Linked DNA regions of Homo sapiens: region 2 is linked to region 1. Evidence: chromatin loops called from intact Hi-C (ENCODE). Cell type or tissue: heart right ventricle. All regions are shown on one strand. Each heading gives the region's core, and the rest is flanking DNA. Links, peaks and the distances in the headings are about the cores only.

The links. Hi-C counts contacts between places; a loop is a spot of excess contacts. Peaks named below come from ENCODE experiments on the same cell type or tissue, not always from the same donor. Only the 100,000 strongest peaks of a DNase experiment are listed, where the experiment ranks them.
Region 2: it touches region 1 in a loop (2.2-fold over the local background); 2 of 110 quality-filtered maps call a loop at or near these places.

What each region holds. Positions count from the first base shown.
Region 1 is chr15:80,572,111-80,577,483 of GRCh38, reverse strand. It overlaps ARNT2 (aryl hydrocarbon receptor nuclear translocator 2), which reads right to left. Exons shown (of 19, transcript NM_014862.4): 13 at 3,264-3,336; 14 at 2,374-2,497; 15 at 519-618. Among named protein-coding and RNA genes, the nearest start is that of MIR5572, 6.3 kb to the left of the region's middle. In heart right ventricle, for the core only: no CTCF peak of the experiment used is centred there; no DNase peak of the experiment used is centred there.
Region 2 is chr15:80,940,970-80,946,342 of GRCh38, reverse strand. CEMIP (cell migration inducing hyaluronidase 1) reads right to left here. Exons shown (of 30, transcript NM_001293298.2): 26 at 4,290-4,494; 27 at 4,006-4,092; 28 at 3,241-3,398. It also overlaps a transcript of MESD not described here. Among named protein-coding and RNA genes, the nearest start is that of MESD, 46 kb to the left of the region's middle. In heart right ventricle, for the core only: no CTCF peak of the experiment used is centred there; DNase peaks (open chromatin) are centred at 3,022 and 3,286.

The sequences.
Region 1 (5,373 bases), core at 232-5,231:
ATGTCAGGGCTTCCTCAGTGACCTACCAGATGCCCTTGATGCTAAGAACCAACCCTTGGGAAGGTTGGACACCCTGCCTGAAGCCTTGAGTGCCCTTTAGGATGAGGCTCAGACGTGGTGGGCTGAGCTGACCAGTCTTCCTTGGATTTGGCTGTAGCCTCTGGGCACCAGATGACAGGATACTTCCTGCTACCTTGTCAGCTGTTCCCAGCTCCAGCTCACTTGGGTCCTGGCTAGAGGGAACTCACTCCCTTCTCCCTGGCAATCACTGCCACAGAACACAGTGGCTGGTGCTGTTCACATCCAAGAAAGAGTAACTGACACCAGGAATCTATGGCAACTCATAGAGGGCTCACAGAGCAGAAGCAGAGCCACCAGAATCCTCAGTTTAGTCCAAGGCCTGAGCGCCAGTAACCACTAACTCATGCTTACAGCCCACAGAGCTGTGCTCTGAGACCCAGGGCTTTCTTGGTGAGGGAGCATCTTCCCACGCCATTGTCCCCCTCGCTGGCACATACCTGAAGGCCTTCCCGGAGTGTCCAGAGGGAAATGGGCTTCCTTGGGAGTAGATCTGCTGGGTTCCTGCTGCAGAGGCTGAGCTCATCATCTTCTTCTCCGCTAGGAAAACCAGAGCAGGAGTCACATGCGAAGGTTCCCTGCTCTGCAGACCACAGAGGAGGCTGCCCCAAGAAGAGGTGCAGGGGTGGGCGTGGGAACGGGAGGACACAAGTCAGGGCAGCCCGCCTGCACGCAATCTTCTCAGCCTTGCCTCTGCCTCCTCATCTCCCCTGGAGCCTCCCTGGCATATGAAGGCACTGGGCTGTTGTTCTTGACCCCTAGGCTAGGCCACAGGCTGCTTGACGGCAAGGCTTTTTTGGAGAGTGGGGAAGATTAAAAGAATTAATGAGGCTAGGCATGGTGGCTTGCACCTGTAATCCCAGCATTTTGGGAGGCTGAGGCAGGCGGATCACTTGAGGTCAGGAGTTCAAAACCAGCCTGGCCAACATGGTGAAACCTTGTCTCCACTAAAAATACAAAAATTAGCCAGGCATGGTGGCAGCCATCTGTAGTTCCAGCTACTCGGGAGGCTGAGGCAGGAGAATCGCTTGAGCCCAGGAGGCGGAGGCTGCAGTGAGCTGAGATCACGCCACTGCACTCCAGCCTGGGCGACAGAGCAAGACTCCACCTCAAAAAAAAAAAATTAATGAGAGTTCTTTCTCAGACATTATTTTATCCAATCTTTCCAACCCTGCGGTGTAGGGATTCCAAGTCCTCTAGTTCTGGGTGAGGAAGCACAGGGTAACAGCGAAGAGGATGGACTCTTATCTCAGCTCTCTGGGTCTGAATCCCATCTCCAAGGTAAGAGGTGCAACCTTGGACTGTTACTTAATCATCCCCTGCCTCAGTTTCCCAACAGAAAGAAGGCGAGAATAAAAGTATCTTCCTCAGAAGGCTGTAGTGGCAATTCAGTGAGTTAACCTAAGTGCTTACGACAGTGCCTGATTAAGGGAGCAAACAGAAACTAAAAGTTTGCTATCGTTTGTTACAGATGAGAAAAGTGAGTTGTAGCTTGTCCAAAGTCATGAGCCGGCGAGGGAGGGCTCAAGGCGTGAATGCAAGCCCAGTGCTCTTCCCACTCTGGAACTCAGCTACCCCTGGCCACCCTCACCCAGCAGGTGCCGCAGCAGGTGATGTCCAGGGAACAGCCCTGGATCTGTGTGCCTTGACGTTCCACTAGGGTTTCTTTGAGAGACTGAGCTCCTCTAACACTGAAAACACTCAGCCCCTGGCCAGCAGGTGCAATAATGCATGATTTTCTGCCACCGCAGAATGGTGAGCAGAGTCGTCTCACCCACAGGCTCACCCACAGCCACACGGCTGAAGAAATGGGCTCAAGACCCAGCTGGCTGTTTAGAATTTTACACGAGAGAGAAGGTGCTTTGTATGGTGGTTTGAGAAACAGGAGTGGGAACACGAGTGGTGGCAGGGTGCTAGACAGCAGGCTCCAATGTGACAGTTCTCCCTCCTTCGGTCATCGAGGGTGCCCAGGGCTCTCTGCAGTGCCCTCCCAGTGCCCCAGAATCTTCAAATTTCTACCCATCTCATTCCTACAATCCCTAACATGTTCACCCGCAATGCGATATTGGAATAAAGGAAATAAAGTTTAGTTACCATACCCTGGGTAACTGGTATACAGAGGCAAGGCCAGGAGTAGACAGAATCCATTCCAACTCGTGTATTTTTATACCCTGCAATGGTTACTCAAAACTCACCTTCCGTGGCCCCCTCTTACTAAGAGTAGCTGTCTGTAGATGGCCTGAAAGCAACTGTAAACCCACACTCTCAAAACCTCAGTACCATTTGGAAACTTACATGCACTAATTCCTGCAAACATTTCAGCAAACCGAGGATCTCTTTCCTGGGAGAAGATTGCATCCGCCTTTTCCACGGACTTCCCGGCCTCATGAACACCGGCTGGTAGGTTGGGGACGGGGACCTATTTGCACATTAAATAAAACACAACAGCAACTCATGCGTAAGGCACAGAACATGCGTCCCCAGGAGCCACCAGCTCTCCTTCATCAGAGCCCCCTCCCTCTGGAATCACTGGCATTTTGGGCTGGAACATTTTATCGGGTGGGAAGCTTTTCTATATGTGAAAGCCAAGAAAAGCCGGTGAGGGGGTTAGGGGGCGGTGAACTGAAGGTCAGAGGAAGGACAGCAGAGTCACACTGATTACTTTCTTAGAGAGAGTGAGAAATGAACAACAATCAACTTACTCTAAATATCAGGAAAAGTGGACATCATGTGGAGATAGGAGAAGGAAAGGAGACAGAGCCGGTGAAGAGGGAGGCTCAGAGCATGACAGGAAGAGGCACATTGAGGAAGAACAGGACACAGGCAGTGGCAGGGAAATGGCCAAGAAGCCAAGGGGCCCAAGGGGATCAGAAGCTGCTCTTGCTGGCCTCTGAGTATACTCATACTACAGTTCACGCATGGTCCTCAGAAATGTCCCTCAGCCCTTAGGTTGACTATGGCCCCTGGTTCTTCACCTGGTACTCACACATTCTTCATGGCTCAGTTCTATAGGGAGGAGTGACAGCAGCAGACCCCCAGGGGACCTGTAGGTCTGCTCTTTCCATTGTAGTGGGGGGATGGGGCAATCCTTTGTGTTGAGGGGCTCAAGCTCAGGGCTGAATTGAGTCCCAAGTCCATTGGGCTGGAGACAATTCCAACAGGGAAAGGGTTTTCCAGAAACTCACCTGGGATAAGTCATACGATGACAATCCATCTCTCTGGTGCACTTCCAATTCTGCCTGCTGTTGCTGAAGTTGCCTGTGAAACAAGAAGACAACAGAGGGTCATGAAGAACAGAAGGGGTGACAATAGGGCTAAGCCAGGACTTTTCCCATACCTCAGAGGCAGAGTGGGTGATATCCGATGGATCTCTACATTGTTTTCCATTTTTAATCATTTTATTTTTAATGCCCTAAATCAAGACTCCAGACATTGCATTTCATGTTTAGGCTACCAAACTCAACTATTTAAGAAACCAATTTTGACGTGTGACTTCATTTTATGCAGGGTCAAAAGATACCGCAGAACAAATACTTTAAGGCAAATTCAGAAAAGCAGTTGGGTTTAATGCTGAATGAAGCAGTTGGCTTCAGCTAACACTTAGCCATAAACGGGCGGGTGTTTACATTATCTCATCCAATCCTCACACTATGCTTTCACAGTGGTTATTCTACCCTCATATTAAAATTAAGAAACTGAAGTTCAAAGAGGTTAAGTGGTTGCCAAGGTCAGCCAACTGGCAAATGGCTATGACAGAACAGAGCCAGGGTCTGACCTGATACTTCTGACTCCAAGGGGCTTTGCTGCCTGCTCCATTTGGGGAAGAAAAAGACTTGCTGGAGGAAATGGCGGCTTTACTGGATTGTTTTCAAGGGAAAGTGAACTCTATAGCTCAGAGCCTAAAAATGGGGCAAATGACAGGATCCTCTTCAATTGTAAATATCATTAAGAAGGACAGGCAAAAAATTATTAGTGGTACTATGCAATTCAAATTACTAACAGACATTACTCCCAGCCCAGCAATCAATTTAAAGCATATGAACAGACAATTCAAGCAAAATAAATAAATAAATAAAAGGACAAATATACATGTACTGTATGTACCTATAATAACGTATATATAATAGATACAATAAACAAGTCAGGGAAACATTTTGCCATTAAAATAATCAAAATAAATGTAAATTAAAACACCTTTGAAGTATAATTTTTCAACTGCTAAGTTGGTAAAAATATGTTTCACATGGTGGCTTTGCATTGAAACTACCATGGTCACACGGTGTTGGGGAAGTGTGCATGGCACGACCTTTTCGGAAAACTATGGTGACCCAGATGAGGGACTGTGGACTTGCTCACACGCTCCCAGGTGGTCATCCTGCTGCTGAGCTGTAGTAAGGAAATTATTCAGTGGAAGGAAGTAAGAGCTACCCATGCAAAGTTGGCTGTAATCAGGAGTGACTTTGTAAATCCTGAATATTAATTTCCTGAGTGACTATTCCACAGCACTGACAGCAACCACTGTGAAGATCGTCTGGAAACACAGGAAGGTATGATGAAAGGTGTGGAAAAGTTCAAGTGCAGCACAATATATTATGCACGCTGCAATTATGGCCACAAACTATGTGGGTGAGCAAAATTTAACACCAAGAAAAACAATCTCTCAAGTGTCTGCATTAATTAGGAAGGTTATGGATTTCCTTTGTTTACGTCCACTGTCTATTTTGAAACAAGAAGGATCACAGTGGGTCTCCTCTGACACGTTCGTGGTCCCACTTTTTTCACCCATGGCTGTGTCCTGGACTGGGTGGTGGGGAACCCCATGGAGGAACTGCCCACAGGCCACCTCCCCTCATCTGGGTCTGGGATGCAAGGAGGGCTGGCTAGATATTCTGTGGGTAGGAAGAGAGGGGAGGGTGGGAGAGGAAGCCTTTGTTATCTAGGATGAGGAAGTGGCTGGTGGGGAGGAGCAGGTGTGGAAGGTAGACCAGCTTCCTGGGGAGGAACCACCAGGAATGCATGGCTGGAACACTGTAACAAAACTGTAAACAAACTGTAACAAAAACTGTAACAAAATTGTAACTATCAGCAAAAGCACAGGCTTGGTGAGAATCTGGAGGCCCCCATCCAGGAGAAGGTGGTGTGTGGCCACCGTGGAAGGAAGGCAGAGGTAACACCTGCACCCGCCCCTGTGCATTTGCCCTGGCCCCCTGCTAGGTGCCTGCATTCATCCTAACTCACCTTAGGCTCACAGTCACCTTGGAAATAGGTTTGTTTTTTTTTTTAATTCCCTTTCCG
Region 2 (5,373 bases), core at 221-5,220, 370 kb before region 1:
AAGATCTGCAGGTGATCATGTATACATTAAAGCTCGAGAAGCCCCATGCTAGAAGATTTCTCTTGGAGCGCATCTTTCTTTTGCTGTCTTCTTTTGATGGACACAGGCTTAGTGTAGTCCAGAGCCAGCCTTCTCTGAGCTGCAGGAAGAGCATGGCCAGGTTTGAAGTCTTTCTGGGAGAACACCATGTCGTTACCATGATGCTCGGGTTGTACCAAGAGCTCAGATTGACCTCTTACGTTCACGTCACCTCTCTCTGGTTAGGCAACACAGGGCTATTGCCTCTATTTTGCAAATGGGGAGATTGAAGCAAATAGTTACCAAGTATCTCAGAGGACCTACCAAAGGGAAATGTGCTTGAAAGACACAGAGGTTTGGAGCAATGTGTGCACCCAGCCTGAAGGTCCCAAATTGCAAAAGTTCGACTTGGGAATAAGGAGTGTCTATCCCCTGCCTCGGGGTGTATTCAGTCCAAAGTGCTGGGAAAATAGCCTTCACAGTGGCAGACTCAGCACACTGGGCCAGATAGGAGGAAGTGAGCACCTCCCTTGGGAATAGAAATGGGGCAGAAGCTCAATGGGGCGTCCAGTTTGTATCTCAAAGGAACTCTGTAACCACAGACCACAGTCCAGACATGGAAAAACTGTATAGGATTCTGGAACCTGTTGTTACCCCCATTTGTGTCCCACTGGGAACAGCGGGAAAGATCTTAAGATGCGAAGGGCTTGTGTGAAATAAGGATAGATGGGAAGGGAGCTGGGGCTGCCTCAGGCCCTTGAGGAAGGCTGGAGAGGGAGGCCCAAAGGGTTGGTAGGGTGAGGCCCCTTAAGGAGACAGGTCTCATTGCTAACACATCCTCCACTCTAGATTCAGGATCTGTTCTCAGGAGGATATTTCTGCATTGTTTCATTTCAGAACAAAAGCTAATGGTCCTTTGTTGGAGCTCAGCCTTCCTACTTGGGGGACTCAAATGTAGGTCTTGCCCTCCTGATGGGGATCTAAGTTAGCTCACAGGAGCGGGACAGAGAGATGGGCTTCTTGTGTCCCCACCCCTTCCCACTGATGCCCAGAAGCCTGCCTACCTATGTTGGGAACACTTCTTTGCCTGGTGTGCCATCCTCATGGCCTATAAGCCCATGCCCCAGCCAGCACAGTCTCCCACAGAGTGGCAGTGCAGAGGCAGCTCCCAGAAGCCATGCTAGATGTTTCTGGTGTGAGCAGCTGCCCTCTTCTCTCCCCAGGACCCTGGGGCCAGTAGTGGCCTGCTGGATGGGGTAGGAAGCATGGGCCAGGCTAGGCAGGGCCCGCAGCCACAGTAGAACAGGATCTACCTTGCCTCATTCCCTGCTGCTTTCCAGGAGGTTAGAGAGGGGTCTAGTGGTACCAATGCCTGCCTGGGTGCCCAGCGCCAGCCCAGGGAGTGGCCCATTCCAGTAAGGGCTTCCCCCAGAGAGGTGCTGCTGCTCGGGCTGGTGGGAGCCTTGCACATGGTTCCAAACAGAGTAGCACTGCAGTCTAGTTTCTTATTCCAAGCTTCTGCATCATCTTTCATTTCAAAAGAAAATTCTCTGCCCAAAACGTCATGATCTCTAGAGGATAACTATTTTTCCCAATTTGGTCAACCTTGTCCTCTGTCTGAATCTGCATATGAAAAATAGAATGCCGAAGAAGCATCTGATGGGGGAATGAGGGAGGGAGTAAATGTGGTTAAGCAAAATCCCATTATCCAAAATCTCGCCAGGTGCCCAGTTCACGTCGTGCCCCTCATGGAGTCAGCATCTGGGAAGTACATTTGCTTTCATTTAATAACTATTAATGTTTACTAAGCACCTACTATGTAGCAGGTACCACATGAAGCGCTTAGACTTTCCACCAGGTTGTGGCTCCTGAGTGAACTGTACACTCACTTAACTAGCCATGTTCTGTGCTAGAAATGCAAAGGGAAGTTAGACATGGCCCCAACATTGAGAAGGCCACACTCTTGATGGGGCAACAGATGTGTCCACCAGACCTATTGTGAGTAGTGCTTTAGCAGAGGTAGAACTTTTATTTTTTATTTTTTTGAGACGGAGTCTTGCTGTGTCACCCAGGCTGGAGTGCAGCTGCGCAATCTCGGCTCACTGCAACGTCCGCCTCCTGGGTTCAAGCGATTCTCCTGCCTCAGCCTCCTGAGTAGCTGGGACTACAGGTGTGCACCACCACACCCAGCTAATTTTTTTGTACTTTTAGTAGAGATGGGGTTTCACCATATTGGCCAGGCTGATGTCAAACTCCTGACCTCATGATCCACCCACCTCGGCCTCCCAAAGTGCTGAAATTACAGGTGTGAGCCAATGCGCCCTGCCAAGGTAGAACTTTTGGGTTGGATCGGAAAAGACCTCACCGAGGAGGCGATGTGGGGAGACTTGTAAGGTACTGGGGAATTACCAAAGTTTGCTAAGGAGAGGGGACACAGGTTTTCCCTACATTTAAGAAGTTTAAACCAGCGGCCAATATGGAAGATGGGTTGGAGTTGGGGCAACTGGAAGAGGGAGGCCCGTTAGGAGACTGTGCCAACAGTGTTGGTGATGAACAGCAAAGGCCGGGGCAGAGTGGCAGAAGAGAGGACGCTGTGGAGGGAACCAGCAGGCGAGCAGTACTGCAGGCAGAATTGATAGGGTGTGATGATAGCATGTGGAGGAAAGAAAGAGGAGACAAACAGAATGCCCAGATTCTGGCCTGGCTATCAGGATGAATTGTGATGATTTCATCAAAACTGAAGAAGTAGGATGAGTGGCTGGTTTGGGAGGTTAAACATTTTAAAAGGCTGAGAATTCAGTTCCATACAAGATGTCCAGGTGGCGTTGTCCAAGTAGCAGTTGGACTGGAATGTCTGGTGCTTAGGAAGGAGATCCGGGCTGGAGATAGTAGCCACCAGCACTTGGATCGTATTGAAGGTGTGGGAGGGGATGAGATCATGCTGGGAGTGTAGTGAAGAGGGCCAGGGCAACCTTCCCATGTGCAGCGGGGCTGTCCCGCCTGCCTCCGCCTGACCTACATTCACAGCAGCCCAGCTCCAACACCAGAGTCCACAGGCAAGGACGCTCTTGTCCAACACCCATGATTTGTGGGCAGGCTGTGGAGACTGCCTGAGCTTTTCCAGACTGATCTGTGATGAGGGCCTTTGTGAGAGGGAGGGGGCCCTTGCCCAGGGGTCTGCTGTGCCAGCAGCCAATTCCAGAAGCAGAGGTACAGACTCACTTGTCAGGGATGGTCGCCACATAGTTGAAAAGCTGCCATGGTATGCCTTGCAGAATGGAGTTCCTGAAGCTCGTGTGGCTCACCACGCGCCCTTGGTTCCCGTCAATCACCACCACCTGGATGCCATCCTCCGAACTGGGGTACTTCTTCCCATCCACCTACAGAGCCAGAGCAATCCAGGTGTGAGGCAGGGTGCCAAGGCCCCATGGTTCTCCTGCCCAGGTGGTTCCCAAGCAGACCCTGAAGGCAGAAGTTGCCTATGCATCTATTTGAAGCGTAAACTCCATTATCCACTTAACTCCTCGTAGCCCTCAGTAGTGGGTCAAATAGTGGCCCTGCAAAAGTTATGTCCACCCGGAACCTGTGAAAGTGGGCTTATGTGAAAATAGAATCTTTGCAGACGGAATTAAGTTAAAAGATTTTTTGATTAAACCTTCTGGATTTTTAGGGTGGGCCCTAAATTCAAAGATAGGTGCCTTTGCAAAAGAAAGGCAGGAGGAGAGGTGAGACGCAGACACTCAGGAGAAAAGCCCACATAAAGACAGAGATTAATGTGTCTGCAAGCTGAGGAATGCTCAGGAGTGCTGGCAGCCACCAGGAGCGAGAAGAGGCATGGAACAGGTTCCCCGCCCCAAGCCCCCTGGAGGAAACCACCCCTGCCAACACCTTGCTCCCAGTTTGCAGTAATTTGTGCCAGCAGCCGCAGGACACAGTATCACCTCTCAATGAGCAAACCCGAATCCTCCAGGGGCCAGAGGCACTTACTTCAATGTAAGCGAAGTCGTTCCAGAGGTGGAAGAAGTGCTGCTTGGAACTCTCCATCTTCACCTCCAAGAAATGGTCCTTTGTTTTCTGGAAAACACATAGAACCCAATGTAATTGTTAGGTTTGGGTAGTCATTCCCCTCCTCTTCCCGTATCCCCAGTCACAGGAAATGGTTTATGGAGCTGAGTGAGGGACCTAATTGGGTCTGGGCCCGACTGGACGGCAAAGGGCTCTAGGCCCGACTGGACGGCAAAGGGGTCTAGGCTTTGCTCTCAGCCACTCACCAGCTGAGAACCAAAGAGCTTCTTGGGCATCGGCACGTCTACGACAGCCCTCTCGGTGAACTTGGGGTAAGCTGTGGCTGTGCAGTCACTGACGCCTGCGTTCTTTGGAATCAGAGCTTTAATCTTTATCCTCTCACAGCCTTTCATGGAGCAGAAAGCAAACTTCTCTCTCTCGTTCTGAGCTTTCAGCTTCAGGAACAACAGCCTGCACACAAGGAGCATTGCTGGGCATTTGCTTGGACACTCAAACCTCCCTCTTCTCCTCCCACCCACCGAGACATTTACTCTGAGCTGGTCATAGCAGGTAGACCCAGCGGCCTTATAGAATGGAACCATGTCTACCACCGAGTTGCATGTAGTTGGAGAAATAAGGAACAAATGCATTGAAGAAAAAGCTAATGAGAATGGCAATTCTATTCTGAGCACGTTCTATGTGCCACGCCGTGCACACATCGTAAATCGACATATCTCATTTAATCCTCAAACAATCCTGTCCAGTAGGTACTATTATCATCCTGAATTCCTGGATGGGAAAATGGTGGCTCAGAGAAGTGAAGTGACTCGCCCAGGACCACACAGCTGGGAAGTGACAAAGCCAGCATTTTCCATCCCAGCATTGTGCCCGGTGAGGAGATGCTCTGTCTTCCTATCTCTAGTTTTCTCCAAACCATAATTTATTCCAAAAATTATTTATAATTTATTTAAAATAATAATTATTATTGTAAAGGAAGCTGACCCAGTGTTACAGGGAGTCAGATTATGAGGAAAACACAGTACTAACTTGGGATTCATTATTGTTCTTTTAGTGCAGAAAAGCGCTTTCAGGCTGAGTCCTGCATCTGAAACATGGGAAGATAGGATATGGGGTATCTACCACCCATCTTGCTCTGGGGACCAACCCTTCACTGAGTCCAGTCAGACTAGGGAGCTGGGTTTGCACCACAATGCCCTCGCCCCCAAACCCCTACCACACAGCTGCTCAGACCAGGGGCACACATTGGACTCACAGAGGGGCCATGGATTGGCCAACCAGTAACCAAGATTCTCGCTCTTATGGGACCCAGCAGGTCTTGTCCACCACCGG